Linked DNA regions of Homo sapiens: region 1 is linked to region 2. The links are chromatin contacts, found by Hi-C in ENCODE. All regions are on one chromosome and are shown on one strand. The core of a region is the stretch at or near the end of the contact, and the rest is flanking DNA. Distances in the headings are between cores, read along the strand shown. Region 1 overlaps GALNT17 (polypeptide N-acetylgalactosaminyltransferase 17). Region 2 holds the start of GALNT17 (polypeptide N-acetylgalactosaminyltransferase 17).

The links. A loop is a pair of places that touch in the nucleus more often than their neighbours do. Pooled maps may share reads with other maps.
Region 1: a map of ovary shows a loop between it and region 2 (10-fold over the local background). The contact joins the enhancer-like site here to the promoter of GALNT17 in region 2. A Hi-C loop is called at or near these places in 5 of 168 maps with a recorded cell type or tissue (esophagus muscularis mucosa, heart left ventricle, ovary and 2 more) and 4 of 50 pooled maps.

Annotation. Positions count from the first base shown.
Region 1 is chr7:71,197,058-71,204,244 of GRCh38, reverse strand. All of the region lies in intron 1 of GALNT17 (polypeptide N-acetylgalactosaminyltransferase 17), which reads right to left. Among named protein-coding and RNA genes, the nearest start is that of GALNT17, 69 kb to the right of the region's middle. Within about 2 kb of position 5,115, at least 4 of the 41 ENCODE cell types and tissues checked have a DNase peak (open chromatin) inside an H3K27ac peak, as active enhancers do; they include ovary, where a contact is called at or near this core.
Region 2 is chr7:71,128,520-71,135,238 of GRCh38, reverse strand. GALNT17 (polypeptide N-acetylgalactosaminyltransferase 17) reads right to left here and starts at 3,095. Exons shown (of 11, transcript NM_022479.3): 1 at 2,199-3,095. The coding sequence starts at 2,436.

The DNA of each region.
Region 1 (7,187 bases), core at 3,866-6,365, 67 kb before region 2:
CAGAACAGAGAGCTCAGTAATAAACACACACATTAACAGTCAATGCATTTACAACAGAGGTGCCAAGAACACACAATGAATAAGGGACAGTCTCTAATAAATGGTGTTGAGAAAACTGGATATCCACAAGCAGAATGAAGTCGGATCCTTTTCTCACATCATATACTAAAATCAACTCAAAATGGATTAAACACTTGAACAGAATACCTGGAACTTTTAAACTACTAGAACAAAACATGACATTGGTCTGGACAATGACTTTTTTGAATATGAATCCAAAAGCACAGACAACAAAAGCAAAAATCAACAAATGAGACTGCATCAAACTAAAAGGCTTCTGTACAGCAAAGTAAACAATCAACAGAGTGAAGAGACAACCCATGGACGGGGAGAAAATAATTTGAAAAATATGACACAGTCTGGATATTTGTCACTTAAAAGTGTGTGGTACCTCCTGACCCACTCTCTCATTTGCTCCTCCTTCTGCCATGTGACGTGCCAGCTCCCCCTTCGCCTTCTGCCATGATTATAAAGCTTCCTGAGGCCTCCCTCGAATCTGAGCAGATGCCAGCACTATACTTCCTGCAAAGCCTGCAGAACCATGAGCCAATTAAATCTCTTTTATTAAAAATTACCCAGTCTCAGGTATTTCTTTATAGCCATGTGTGAACAGCCTAATACACCATGCCCCTGACAAGGGGTTAATATCCAAAATTTATAAGGAACTTGAACAGCTCAAGAGCAAAGAAATAAATGACCTAATTTTAAAAATGGACAAAGAATCTGAATAGATATTTCTCAAAAGAAGAGATACAAATGGCCAACAAGTATATTAAAAAATGTCCAATAACATTAATCATCAGGGAAATGCAAATTGAAAACACAATGAGATTTTACCTCACATCCATTAGAATGGCTGTTTTCAAAAAGACGAAAGATAAGTGTTGGATGTGGAGAAAAAGGAACCCTGGTATGCTGTTGGTGGAAATGGAAAATTAATACAGCCACTATGGAAAACAGTATGGAGGCTCCTCAAAAAATTAAAAATGGAACCACCATATGATCCAGCAATCCCACGTCTGGGTACATATCCATTGGAACTGAACTTAGTATGTTGAAAAGATATCAGCACTCTCATGTTCATTGCAGCCCTACTCACAATAGCCAAGACACAGAATCAACCTAAGTGTCCATCAATGGATGATGGATAAAGAAAATGGTGTGTGTGTGTATGTATGTGTGTGTGTGTGTGCACGTGTGTATACATATACCCACTATTCAGCCTTTATAAAGAAGGAAATCCTGTCATTTGCAACAACGTGAATGAACCTGGAGGACATTAATCTAAGTGAAAACAGTAGGTACAGAAAGTCAAATACTGCGTAATCTCACTTATATGTGGAATCTAAAAAAGTCAAACTTATAGAAGCAGAGAATAGAATGGTGTTTACCAAAGGCTGGTGGCAGTGGCCGTGGGGTTTTGTTACAAAGGTTCGGTTTGACGGGAGGGATAAGTTTTGGAAATATCACAGCACGGTGACTACAGTTATTAATAAAGTATCACATATTTGAAAATTGCTAAGAGAGTAGGTTTTAAATGTTCTCACCATAGATAAGTATGTGCAATGATGGACATGTTAATTAGATGGATTTAATTGTTCCATCATGTATATAGATATTAAAACATTACAGTGTACCTAATAAAGATATACAATCATTACTTAATTAAATGTTTGATTCAACTACATTTTAAAAAAGAAAAATACTAATATGGAAAAAATCTTTGTGACATAAAGTTAAATGAAAAATTGCAAATATGCAACTAAAGCTAAGCTAGAATTAAAACAATGCAGACTTCACATACCTTTAAACAGAAATGTGTACACTTGAAAAAACTGTTATGGATGACTGTGGGTGAAAGTTTCACTTTCTTTTCTCTACTCCTGTTATAATATTGTCTGTGTGATGAATTATTTTAATTTAATTAAAATTTATCTAATTATACTTCACTGAAGCTACAGAATAAAGGTCTGCACTTTATGCTCCTTTTGCCCTGGAAAACTTTTCATTGCTTATTTATATTGTTTTATGTAAAATGCAATTTAAAACAGAAAAAAACGAGAGAAAAAAATACTATTTGGGGGAAAGGAATGAATAAAAGAGGATTTTCTTCATTGAACATTATAATATGTTTGAAACAAACATGTCATAAGGAGTAAAAAATACCTTAAAACCAAGTCACAGATCACTGAGAAAGAAGAGGCATCCCAGACATAGATCCCAAATGTTTAAAGAATTTAACTGCCAAAGTAGGCCAGGCGCAGTGGCTCACGCCTGTAATCCCAGCACTCTGGGAGGCAGAGGCGGGTGGATCACCTGAGGTCAAGAAATTGAGACCAGCCTGGCCAACATGGTGAAACCCCGTCTCTACTAAAAATAACAAAAATTAGCTGGGTGTGGTGGCGTGTGCCTGTAATCCCAGCGACTCGGAAGGGTGAGGGAGGCGAATTGCTTGAACCCGGGAGGCGGAGGTTGCAGTGAGCCGAAAGCATGCCATTTGCACTCCAGCCTGGTGACAGAGCGAGACTCCATCTCAAAAAACTAAAAAAAAAAAAAAACTGGCAAAGTAAAATAAAGTATAATTTCATGCATTAGGACAGAAATCAAACCAAAAAAAATGGAGAAAAACAAACTTAGATCCGTATCCAATCTAAATTTTGTGGCCAAAAAATAAGCTAAATATCACAAATCAAATAAGAAAACCTGGAATAAAACAAACAACATTGTCCTCCCGTGTAAGAGTTTTGAATGTGTATAACAGAAGAGAATCAGAGCAAAGATAAACATTCATTCACTCAATAAATATCTGAGTTCTCAGCAGGCATCAGTATTATGAGGCCAGAAAAAAACACATGAAAAGAAAGCCAATATGACTGGAAAATCCACACATGTATAGTATTAAGCCATACACGCATGCACACACAAATTATATATATATATATAAAAATAAACACACACACCCCCATACAAAGAAAAAATATGGTACCAGTTTCCTGCACATACACGAACACATAAACAGAACTCCTTTAATAAGCCAATTACTGAAAATGGATTTAATGATGTCAGTAATTAAAGAAATGCAAATCAAAACAGTGGGCACACTCTTTAAAATTAAAATTAGAAAAACAAAGAAAAACCATTAAGCCCAATTTTGGCAGAGAGATAACTGAATTGCCTGAATTCTTTGGGAAGAAAGTCTGACTAACTATATCAAGAGTGTTTAAAAATATAATCAGAATAATAATACATATAAATAACATCATATAAATGTACGTAAGTAATTATTTTAAAGAAGGAAAAAAGAGTTGAGTTTTGTTTTGTTTTCTGAGTCTAGATGCTAGGTATAGAAACATTCATTATTTTTAAAAAAATAGAAACGACCTAATAACTAAGTGATAGAAAATGGAAAAGCAATAAAGGTACATTAAACTGTGCACTATTATAGAGTTATCATAGCTATGTAGGAGCAGGAAAGAATATTTACTAAATAATGTAATGTGAGAAAAGCAGAAAAAAACTGAATATCCATAATGACTATAACCACGCAAAAAGCTCCATGTGTTTAAATAAAGATGGAACTAGGATAAGGAGAGATGAAAATAATTCAGGTATTTTAAGAAAAGTTTATAACTCAAGTTTTTGAACACTTTTGCAGGATGAAGGGACACAGAGAGTGATTTTAACACTTAAAATCCAGCCTCTAGGAACCATTAAAACCATTTACACCAGTGGACATGCAGTCACCTGGATTATTACTGCACCTAGTAGTAAATGCCAAAATGTGTCTGGTCAAAGGATCCCAAGGAAGGTGGTCTAGAATTATTTACATGGGTGCTCTCTAATGGTTGAGCATGCAGTGCAGGCTGACCCAGAGCAGATGCTCCATCAATACAAACACACCATCTACAAACATCTTGCACGAAGCCACGGGCCAGACTTACTGATAAAGACATGGGGCTTTCAAGCCAACATGATAACGTGGCAGAACTTTCTAAAACATACCATACTTATTCAGAGGAAACCTTCTTGTCATCACCACCAAGAGGCTATGAAAAGCTTCCTTGGAAGGAATTGATTTTCAACAAAAGGTACTTACTGGGTTAAAGACATTTGTGCCTTTACTTCAAGAAGTCAGCAGATTTCTCAAAACATTTTCTGAGGAGATGTGTGTTTACAAGAAAGGTCAATATTAATCTAATGGATTTAACTATTATCTCAACTCACTAGAAAGCAAGAAATGCACACTTTTCTGTAAGGAAGACAAAAAAGAGGAGGTTCTATTACAGTACCATAAACCCCTTGAGGATGGCGACATGGTCTTATTTTTCTTTATATCTCTATAGTCTACAAGTGTGTTATGTTGGATGGATGGATGGATGATGGATGAATATACATATGGATAGATGAGTGGGTGGATGGATGGATGGAGTGAGCTAATGGATAAGTGCATGGGTGGGTGGGTGGACACATACATGGATGGATGGATGGATGGATGGATGGATGGATGGATGGGTGGAAGGATGGACAGATGGATGGGTGGGTCGGTGGATGGGGTGAGTGGGTGGGCGGGTGGATCAGGTGAGCAGATGAATGGATTAATGAGCAGAAGGGTAGGCAGGATGGATGGATGGATGGATGGATGGATGGATGGATGGATGGATGAATGGATGGGGTTAGTGGATGGATGTGTGTGTGGATGGATGAGTGGGACAGAGAGGGTAAGGGTAAACAGATGGATGAATGGATGAGTAGGTGAGTGGGCCAGTGGACAGACAGATGATGGACGGTTAGAAATCCTAATCCACAAGAACCTGTGTAAACCACTTACATATGCCAATGGGTTACAAAAATTACAACTTTAGGAACAGTAGTGTTCTAACACAAGCCAAACAGGAAAGCAAACCAAAGATCTGGAAAATCATCCCATGAAAAATAAATAGATCATTTGCGAGATCTTTCAAAGAAGAATTTCAGGGCTCCTTGCCTTGTAAATTCAGCTTTAGCCACCCCCTTGGCCACCTAATCAAAGGACATGCAGCGCAGTGAAGTGCTTAAATGAGTCATTCTTGACAGATAAGACAGATGTATCTCAGCCACGGCCCGGTTATGCTCTGATAGAGGCCGCGGCCACATAGAGGTTCTCAAAGTATTATCCAGGACTAACAGTATCAACATGAACTGGGAACAGTTTAGAAAGGCAAAATCTCAAGCCCCGCCAAGACCTAAGGAATCAGAAATTCTGAGGATCGTGCCAGCATTTCATGTTTCAACAAGCTCTCCATGTGATTCTGAAACCTACTAAAGTTTATGAACCACGGCAGCCAACACATAAACGAAGGGAATGTGCTTAGTTTTGACCAGATTTCTTTTTGTGGGGAGAGAGAGGAGCAAAATACAGTCTCTTTATAAGAAAACATAGAGACCTTCTGGATGAAATGAAGTGAAAATTGCTTTGATTCTGAATGTTCGGCCACACCACCTGCAGAAACCAAGACTAAAATGGCTTGTCAATCTTAAGTACCTATCTTCCCAAGCTATAGCGTCGTTAATTAGGAGGTTCTTCATTCTTACAGGTCTGTGTTGGTGTCAGTCCAACTAGCGTCAGCTAGTGTCAGCTGGTGTTGGCCACTTACTGGTAGTCCAGGTTAGCTGTCTCCAGAGAAAATCCTGGAAGCTCAAAGACTTTTTGGCTTCTTCTCGATCTCTCTAGCGAAGGACCATGTTTAGTAAGTAGAGTCCAGGTCAGCAAAGAGCATGGAACATAACTCAATAAATGAAGGAAATGATGCCAAGAAACTGAAGGTCTTTCTGTTACTGCAGCAATGCCCAAATACTCACTACACCCATTTCGGTTAGTTATTGCTTTTGGATGGGAGAGCAGAAAAGAACCAACATTTGTTGGGGGCCACTATGTGCATATTTCTAATTTAACCCACACCATACCCACTTGAAGTTGGTATTTGCATCCTTTTTTTTTTTTTTTTTTTGAGACAGAGTCTCGCTCGGTCACCCAGGCTGGAGTGCAATGTCACAATCTCAACTCACTGCAACCTCCGCCTCCTGGGTTCAAGCGATTCTCCTGCCTCAGCCTCCCGAGTAGCTGGGATTACAGGAGCCCGCCACCACATCCAGCTAATTTTTTTGTAATTTGAGTAGAGACAGTTTCACCATGTTGGCCAGGCTGGTCTCGAACTCCCAACCTCTGGTGATCCGCCCACCTCGGCCTCCCAAAGTGCTGGGATTACAGGCATGAGTCACCGTGCCTGGCCTGCATCCCCTTTTTACAGAAGATTACAATAAATAAAGAAATTTGAAAGCAACATAATCATCCATCAACAGATGAATGAATAAAGAAAATCTTGATACATATACACAGTAGAGTACTATTCAGCCCTAAAAAGAAATAAGACCCTGTCATTTGCAACAACATGGATAAAACTGGAGGATATTATGTTAAGTGAAATAAGCCAGGCACAGAAAGATAATCATTGCTGACTCTCCCTTATTTGTGGAGGCTAAAAATTGAAACAGTTGAACTCATGGAGATAGAGAGCAAAAGGATGGTTACCAGAGGCTGGGAAGGGGAGTGGGGGAGTGGAGGAAAGTGGGGACTGTTAATGGGTACAAAAATATAATTAGATAAAATGAATAAGACCTACTACTTAAATGTACAACAGGGCCAGGCGCGGTGTCTCATGCCTGTAATCCCAGCACTTTGGGAGGCCGAGATGGGCGGATCACAAGGTCAGGAGATCGAGACCTCCCTGGCTAACACGGTGAAACCCCGTCTCCACTAAAAATGCAAAAAAAAAAAAAAATTAGCCGGCCGTGGTGGCAGGTGCCTGTAGTCCCAGCTACTCAGGAGGCTGTGGCAGGCGAATGGCGTGAAACCAGGAGGCGGAGTTTGCAGTGAGCGGAGATCGCGCCACTGCACTCCAGCTTGGGCGAAAGAGCGACACTCTGTCTCAAAAAAAAAAAAAAAAAAAAAAAAAGCACAACAGGGTGACTATAATCAATAATGTAATTGTTGCACATTTTAAAATAACTAAAAGAGTATGACTGGATTATTTGTAGCACAAAGGATAAATGCTCGAGAGGATGGATACCCCATTTTCCATGATGTGATT
Region 2 (6,719 bases), core at 1,846-4,345:
TATTATTATAGAATTTTATTATTCCTATGAGGGAAGTTAGGGTACAGCTATATAATATTTAATGCTCCTAATTGAAACTAATACTGGGGCCAGGCATGGTGGCTCACGCCTGTCATCCCAACACTTTGGGAGGCCCAGGCAGGAGGATTGCTTGAAGCCAGGAATTCGAGACCAGCCTGGACAACCTAGCAAGACCCTGTGTCTACAAAAAATTAAAAAATTAGAAGGGCATGGTGATGCACACTTGTAGACCCAGCTACTTGGGAGGCTAAGGCCAGAGAATGACTTGAGCCCAGGAGTTTGAAGCTTCAGTGAGCTATGATTGCACCACTGCACTCCAGCCAGGGGGACAGAGCGAGAAGACCCTGTCTCAAAAAAAAAAAAAAAAAAAAAAAAAAAAAAACCATAAAACAAAGAAACTGATACTAAACTAACCTGTGTCCCTGAGAAAAGCCTGATGAGGGAAACCAGGTTAACCTTTGAAGTTCCTATGGGTATGTCTACAGCAGGAATCTATCCCAAATTATAAGGCCACCCCGTAAGTTTCTGATTCCTCCAGAAATGAACTATGGGTTTTTGTCGCATTCTGTGCCATATTTCTGACACCTGAGAGAAGAGCTTCTGCATAACTTCCGTGGGCTACCCTGACAGTCAGGCCATATACCCTGCAAGTTCAAGGCATCCCCTGGATATCTGTCAAATGGCTTCGAGAAGACCGCAGCGTCCTTTCACCTGCTCAGAGATCTGACCACCCCTCTCCCTCCATCCCATCCCTCCCCCAGTACCCAGCAGGGACCTTTGGTGAGCCTGAAAAGAACCATTTGCCATCCTCCTTCTCCCTGCCCCTTGCCACCACAGTGAAGACAGTTGAGATCCTCCAATGTGAGAAGGTATATGTCTGTATTTGCAATTCCACATATTTCTGTTTTCAACAAACCTAATACTCCTTTCACTTAGGGGAAAACCATGGATAGAAGTTTGAGCCTAAGAGGTCAAGCGCACAGGCTCTGTGGTCAACCAGACACAGGGTTCTGACTCCAGACTCTATTATTATTCCGATTACAGAGGTTTGGGGCGCAGTTATATCTTATTTAACACAGGGCAACTTAGTTAACCTCCCCTCGCTTAGTCTTCTCATTTCCCCTCTGTGGATGGGTGGAGCCTCGCTGGACAGATGTGAACATACAGTGAGATAATGTACTTGTAATGTCTTTGCACGCATCTGGCACAGAGCAAGAATTCCATCAGTTATTATTATCACGATCTTCGTGATTATCTGCAGTTCGTTTGAGAACATGAGTTACAAGCTCAGAAAGGGAGGAGGTAGTCTGTACCTAAGTACGTATCTGCCTTGGATAACCCCACGCATCCTGGAAACCTGCCTGTACTCAGGTAGGTAACACTCACTCTGACGTTGGGGACAGCTAGTGTCCAATGACCTGGCCCAGGTGTGACAAGAGCACATAAAAAGTCTCCCTCTTCTCCTGAAGTACTGAGCACAACATTTTAGATGGGACAGATTCAGACAACTGTCACTAATGGGATGCCACATCTCTCTGTGCTACATTCTGGAAACTTCGCAGGCCCACCCTGAGCTTTAACAATCGCCCCTCCGCAGCCCCCAAGGAGAAACACAGGCGGCAGGAAGGGAGGAGTCCTCATTCTTAGCTGAGCAGCTCGCCTCATAGACAGATGACATATTCCTCCCATATACTACCTAAGCGCATTAGCTCCGCGACCTGGGGCCTTGACTTTGTCTGCAGACATCCAAGCCCTCCAATCTCCCAGGTTCCCTACTGGTACCCCACCAAACGCTGGGCTCTAAGACTATTTCCTCCTACACGTCTGCCCGCGCGCCTCCAGTCCCATGTGGCCCCTCCACTAGTTTCTGCGCTCGGGCTGGAGTCGCCAGGGAATGATTTCCAGTCCGCACGCGGGGACCGGGAGCCAACTGTACTGACATGTTTCCAGGATAAAACCAAATTTGCAGGTGGGGCACAGAAAAGAATCAGGCAAGTTGTTCTTTCCAGCAGCCCCGGCCATCTGCCCGAAACGGGGCAGGAAGGGTAAGAAGGAGCGCGCGGGAGCCAGGGTGTGCCGGCTCCCAGGCACAGGGCGCAGCGCGCAAGGACCCTGGGGCTCACCCTGTGCCCGGCCCGCCCGCGTCGAGCCCCGGAGGCGCCGGCGTGCGTCCTTACCATTCAGCTGCCGGTACACGATGTCCTCCAGCAGCGACAGGCGCTTCAGGACCGCATCCTGGATGGGGCTGGCGCTGTGCGCGCTGAGGTTGGCCACCTCGGCGCGCGGCCGGATCTCGTGGAAGGCGTCTCCGCTGCGCACCGCGATGGGCCGGCACTTGGCCAGGAAGAGCACGAAGCCGGCTACCGCGATCAAGTTCAACACCAACAGCACTTTGACTCTTCTCAGTGAAGCCATCAAACAGCCCGGCCGGCCCTCGCCCCGGACCTGCGCCCCCTCGGGCTCCGGCGAGGCGCGGGGCAGCCAGGGGCCGTGCAAGCCTCACACACCAGACGGCCGGCAGGGATCCAAGCCCCTGCTCGTCCCACCTCAAGGATGCTCGGGCGGCGGAGACGGCTGGGAGGTCGGATTGGTGGTGGGGAGAACGGAATCGCTCACATGGAAGTCCTCGCTCTGCAGAAGTGCTCCCCGAGACGCCTGCTCAGTCCACGGCGCACGGCCCCGTCCAGGCGTCTCCGCGAAAGGCCAGGGATTTGAGGGTTTCTCTTCTGCACCAGCAAGTGGTTCGCCTCTGGACCTCTAGCCGCCGGCGCCGCGGACTCCGAGGCCGGCAGGCGGGGCTGCCCGGGAGGCACAGAGGGAGCGGCGCACAGGTGCCGGACTCAGGGATCGCCGCCCGCCCACGGCGGAGCGCGCCGCGCCTGGGGCCGCACAGCCTCCCACCTTGGCCCGCAGGCGGCCGTCGCGGCGCGCCACCCGCGCTCTTCAGCGGAAGACCCGCTCCCCCGGGCAGGCGCCTTTGTTCCGCTCACCGACCCGCTCCATCGCGCCGGGCAGAGGGGAAGCCCGCTCGGGGAGCCCGCATCCTCCAGGCTCCGCAGTCACGCTCAAGTCTCAATTACTCTCAAAGTGGGGGCAGCACTAGGGGGCGGGCGCCGGGCCGAGCGCTACGTCCTCTCCGCCCCCCGCGCGGAGTCCACCCCACCCCGCCGGCAAACTCACCAGCGCTCACAGCGCCGCCGGCTCCCGGACACGTTCCAAGCCCCCAAACCGCGCCGAGAGCCTTCGGGGCCTTCAGGGCACACCGGCCTGTCTCGGAGCTGGCGCGTCGCGAGGCTGGCCGGAAGGAGTCGGACCTCAAAAGTCACAGCAGTTCTCTACCCCCTCCCAAAACGTCGCGGGCAGCGCGGCGGGGAGGTACGCGTGCCGAATCACCCTCCGCTCGCCAGATCCGGCCGCGCGGCTCGTCCCGCGCCCCCGGGAGCCAAAACGCCGAGTCTCCCAATTGGCGGACGCGGTGACACCGCCGCTGCGGCACCGAGAGCCACACAGCCCCGGAGCTGAGGAGCCCGGAGGGGACGCGCAGGTGGCGGCGGAGGGCGGGGCGCGGCCCGAGGGGAGCGGCGGCGGCGCCAGCTCCTCCTCCGCCGCTCTTCGCCACCCTGTCCCCGAGAGGCTGTCGGCGGCCGCCGCCGCCGCCCGCAGGCTGCCGAGCGCACAGCTCCCCGGTTCGCCGACTCGTGCGCGCGCGCACCCGGGCAGGGCGGGGGCTTCTGGAGAGTGGGGACCGCGCGGGATGGAGGCAGTCAAGGCATGCTGGCTGCGGCCGGCGCTGGAGGGACCCTTTAGTTCTCAGTACTCCCTGAGCGGGCGGGTTCGTTCCATCCCGGTTGGCGATGAAGACATCCTTTTCTGTGTGCTCGCGGCTCCGCGCTGCGTGGCCAGGAATGGCTAGAGGGAAAATCTGGCCTGGAGGCTCGGATTCTGAGACCTTCGGAGCCAGGCCGGGCGTGAGCGGGCTTGGGGGGGTTCTCTGCGTGCAAGAATTCTAACCTCCCCAGTCACTGCTTCTAGGCCCACCCGCTGCTCTGTTCAAATTTTATTATAAGAAGCATATTCATTTGGCTCCTGGTTTTCCACTACCTCTTCCTCTTCCCAAAACCCAGGAACTCGAAATACTGGAATTCAACGCCCCCCCACCCCGGTTGATCCATTTAATTCCTTGGGTCTAAAATAGAAATCAGGCCGCCAACTAATAAAAATCGGGCAGCAAAGCTAAATGGAGCTGATCGTTTTCCCCTCATCATTTTGATCTCATTAAAGTTTTTGTTTTTGTTTTTGCGGTTGTTTTGGTTTTTTCTGGGGCTTGGTTTCTTGTTTTGTTTTTGCCTGTGTATTATTTTAAGTTTTGATTTTTAACATAGAAATGTATATGCAAAAAAATAGTCTTTTTATTTCATTCCCTTGGAATTCTCTGCCTGGGTGCAATCGGGTCCTCAGGGCGCATGCTTTGTAAAATCTACCTGAAAGTGGACACAAAACAGTTAAAAAGGCCCAAGGGATGATTTTTAGCCACACATGTTAGGCAAGAGAGAGGCTGTGTGGGAAGAAACTTGGGTTACTGAGCATCTCATGGAGTATCCAGTTGAGTTGGGTGTTATTATAACCACACTACAGATGGAGCTAGCACAATCAATGGAAGCTTCTGCAAAAATAATTTTTGAACATTCACTCAGCCGCAGGACTGAAGCCAGGGAGGCTGAGGCATTGGGCTAGGGTGCCCGAGAAGCAGTAAGTGGCTCTAAGTATGTGCTTGAGGCTGACTCTCAAGCGTGTGCATATTTGGGAGTGGAAGACAGGAAACAAAGTAGAGGAAACAGCCTCAGAGTAATCGAGAAGTTTCCAGGCAAATTTCAATTTCAGAGAGATTTCTGTGCTTTCTCTAAAGCCAGAGAGGTCCCTGATGCAAATTAACTTTTGGCTTTATCATGCATCCTCCAGGAGCCTCCTCTCAGCTCCTGCACGCATTCTGGGCAGCTTCTGTGTTCAAAAATGACACTGGACACTACTCAATGAGTGACCCACTGTCATGGCCTCATCCTGAACCCTGTATTCACAGAGGAGCCTTCCACTCCTGCAATCCTGCACTAAAATCCCAGCCTGTTATTACTGTTCCCTAGCTTTTTACCTCTCCCATTCTCAACTCCAAACAAACATATTCTCCAGCCAACAACTTCCTTCTCCTTCCCAGGTGTCCATGCCTCTCTATCCCCTCTGGAGTTCCTTCCCTCCTCTTTCTGGAGTTCATGGTTAGTCATTTATTTCAAACACATTCCTAATAGGGCCTGCTATTAAGGATCATGCACATGTATATCATATTTTTCCACTGCCCCAGCCTAGCAATCCCCAACTCTGAATCAATTTCACCTTCTTCTTTCTCAACCCAAGGACAAAGGCAAGAGCAAGTGTACCCAGGGAAAAACCACATCATCTCAAAGCCTGCAGGCATTTCCAATTGGTGGTGTCTAACCTTACCTGGGCCTTCGATTCTACTGAAAAGCTCTATTCCATGTCCCTAGCCAGCTCCTCTCCCTAGAGACACCCTAGCTAGACTTCAGGAGTTCATGAATAGCTCTCAATCAGATGAAAAAGTGTATCTGCATGTTACATAGACATTTTTCTGGGGAAAAGACCTGTAAGTTTCATCAGATTCTCAACATAGTCAATGACCCTAAAAGTTTAAGGACCTGCCTAGCATGTTATATATGCAAAAACATAATCAACTAAACGTTTATTATATACCAGCTGCTTCTGAAACCAACAAAACTACACTTCAGTGGCTGTGTGGTCTGCTCGCCATAAGGTCTGGGTTCCAGTCCCATTTCGGTCACCAAAGAATAAATCTGTTCTTGACTTTAAAAGAAGAAATTTATCTTGGATGGCACCCAAAACCATTCCCAGTCATAAAACTCAGTTTAACTACAAAAGCTTTATCAAAAGAGTTTCTTTGGTTGGTTGGTTGAGCAAACTGAAAGGAAAGAGACCAATGGTATTTCTGTGCAAGGATTTTTTATTTCAAATACATTTTTCACTCAACCATGGTTCAAATAACATATGCCTTTGACATGACTCTGTCCCCTTTGTTTGTCTGTTAAAAATGTATCGCATCTCATCTGAGTCCATAACAGGAGTTAAAATACTTGGAGTTTCGCCAAGGGAAACCAGGGACTCATCTCTCTACAGAGGTTTGGCCAACTCATTTACTCTTGCTAGAATTCGCGAGGCAAAGCCTTCACTCTCATAAAACCCTGAGCATTGCAAAAGATACTGGAGTTTTGGTTGTTATAATTTCAACTTTCATTTTAGACACAGAGGGTATACGTGCAGGTTTGTTACATGAGTATATTGTGTGATGCTAAGGTTTGGGGTACGGATTCTGTCACCCAGGTACTAATGAGCATAGTAACCAATAGAACCAATAGGTAGTTTTCTTTCTTTCTTTCTTTCTTTTTTTTTTTTTTTTGAGAGAAGTCTTGCCGTTGCCCAGGCTGGAGTGCAGTGGCACGATCTGGGTTCACTGCAACCTCCACCTCCTGGGTTCAACCGATTCTCCTGCCTCAGCCTCCCAAGTAGCTGGGATTACAGGCAGGGCCACCACGCCTGGCTAATTTTTGCATTTTTAATAGAGATGGGATTTCGCCATGTTGGCCAGGCAGGTCTCGAACTTCTGACCTCAGGTG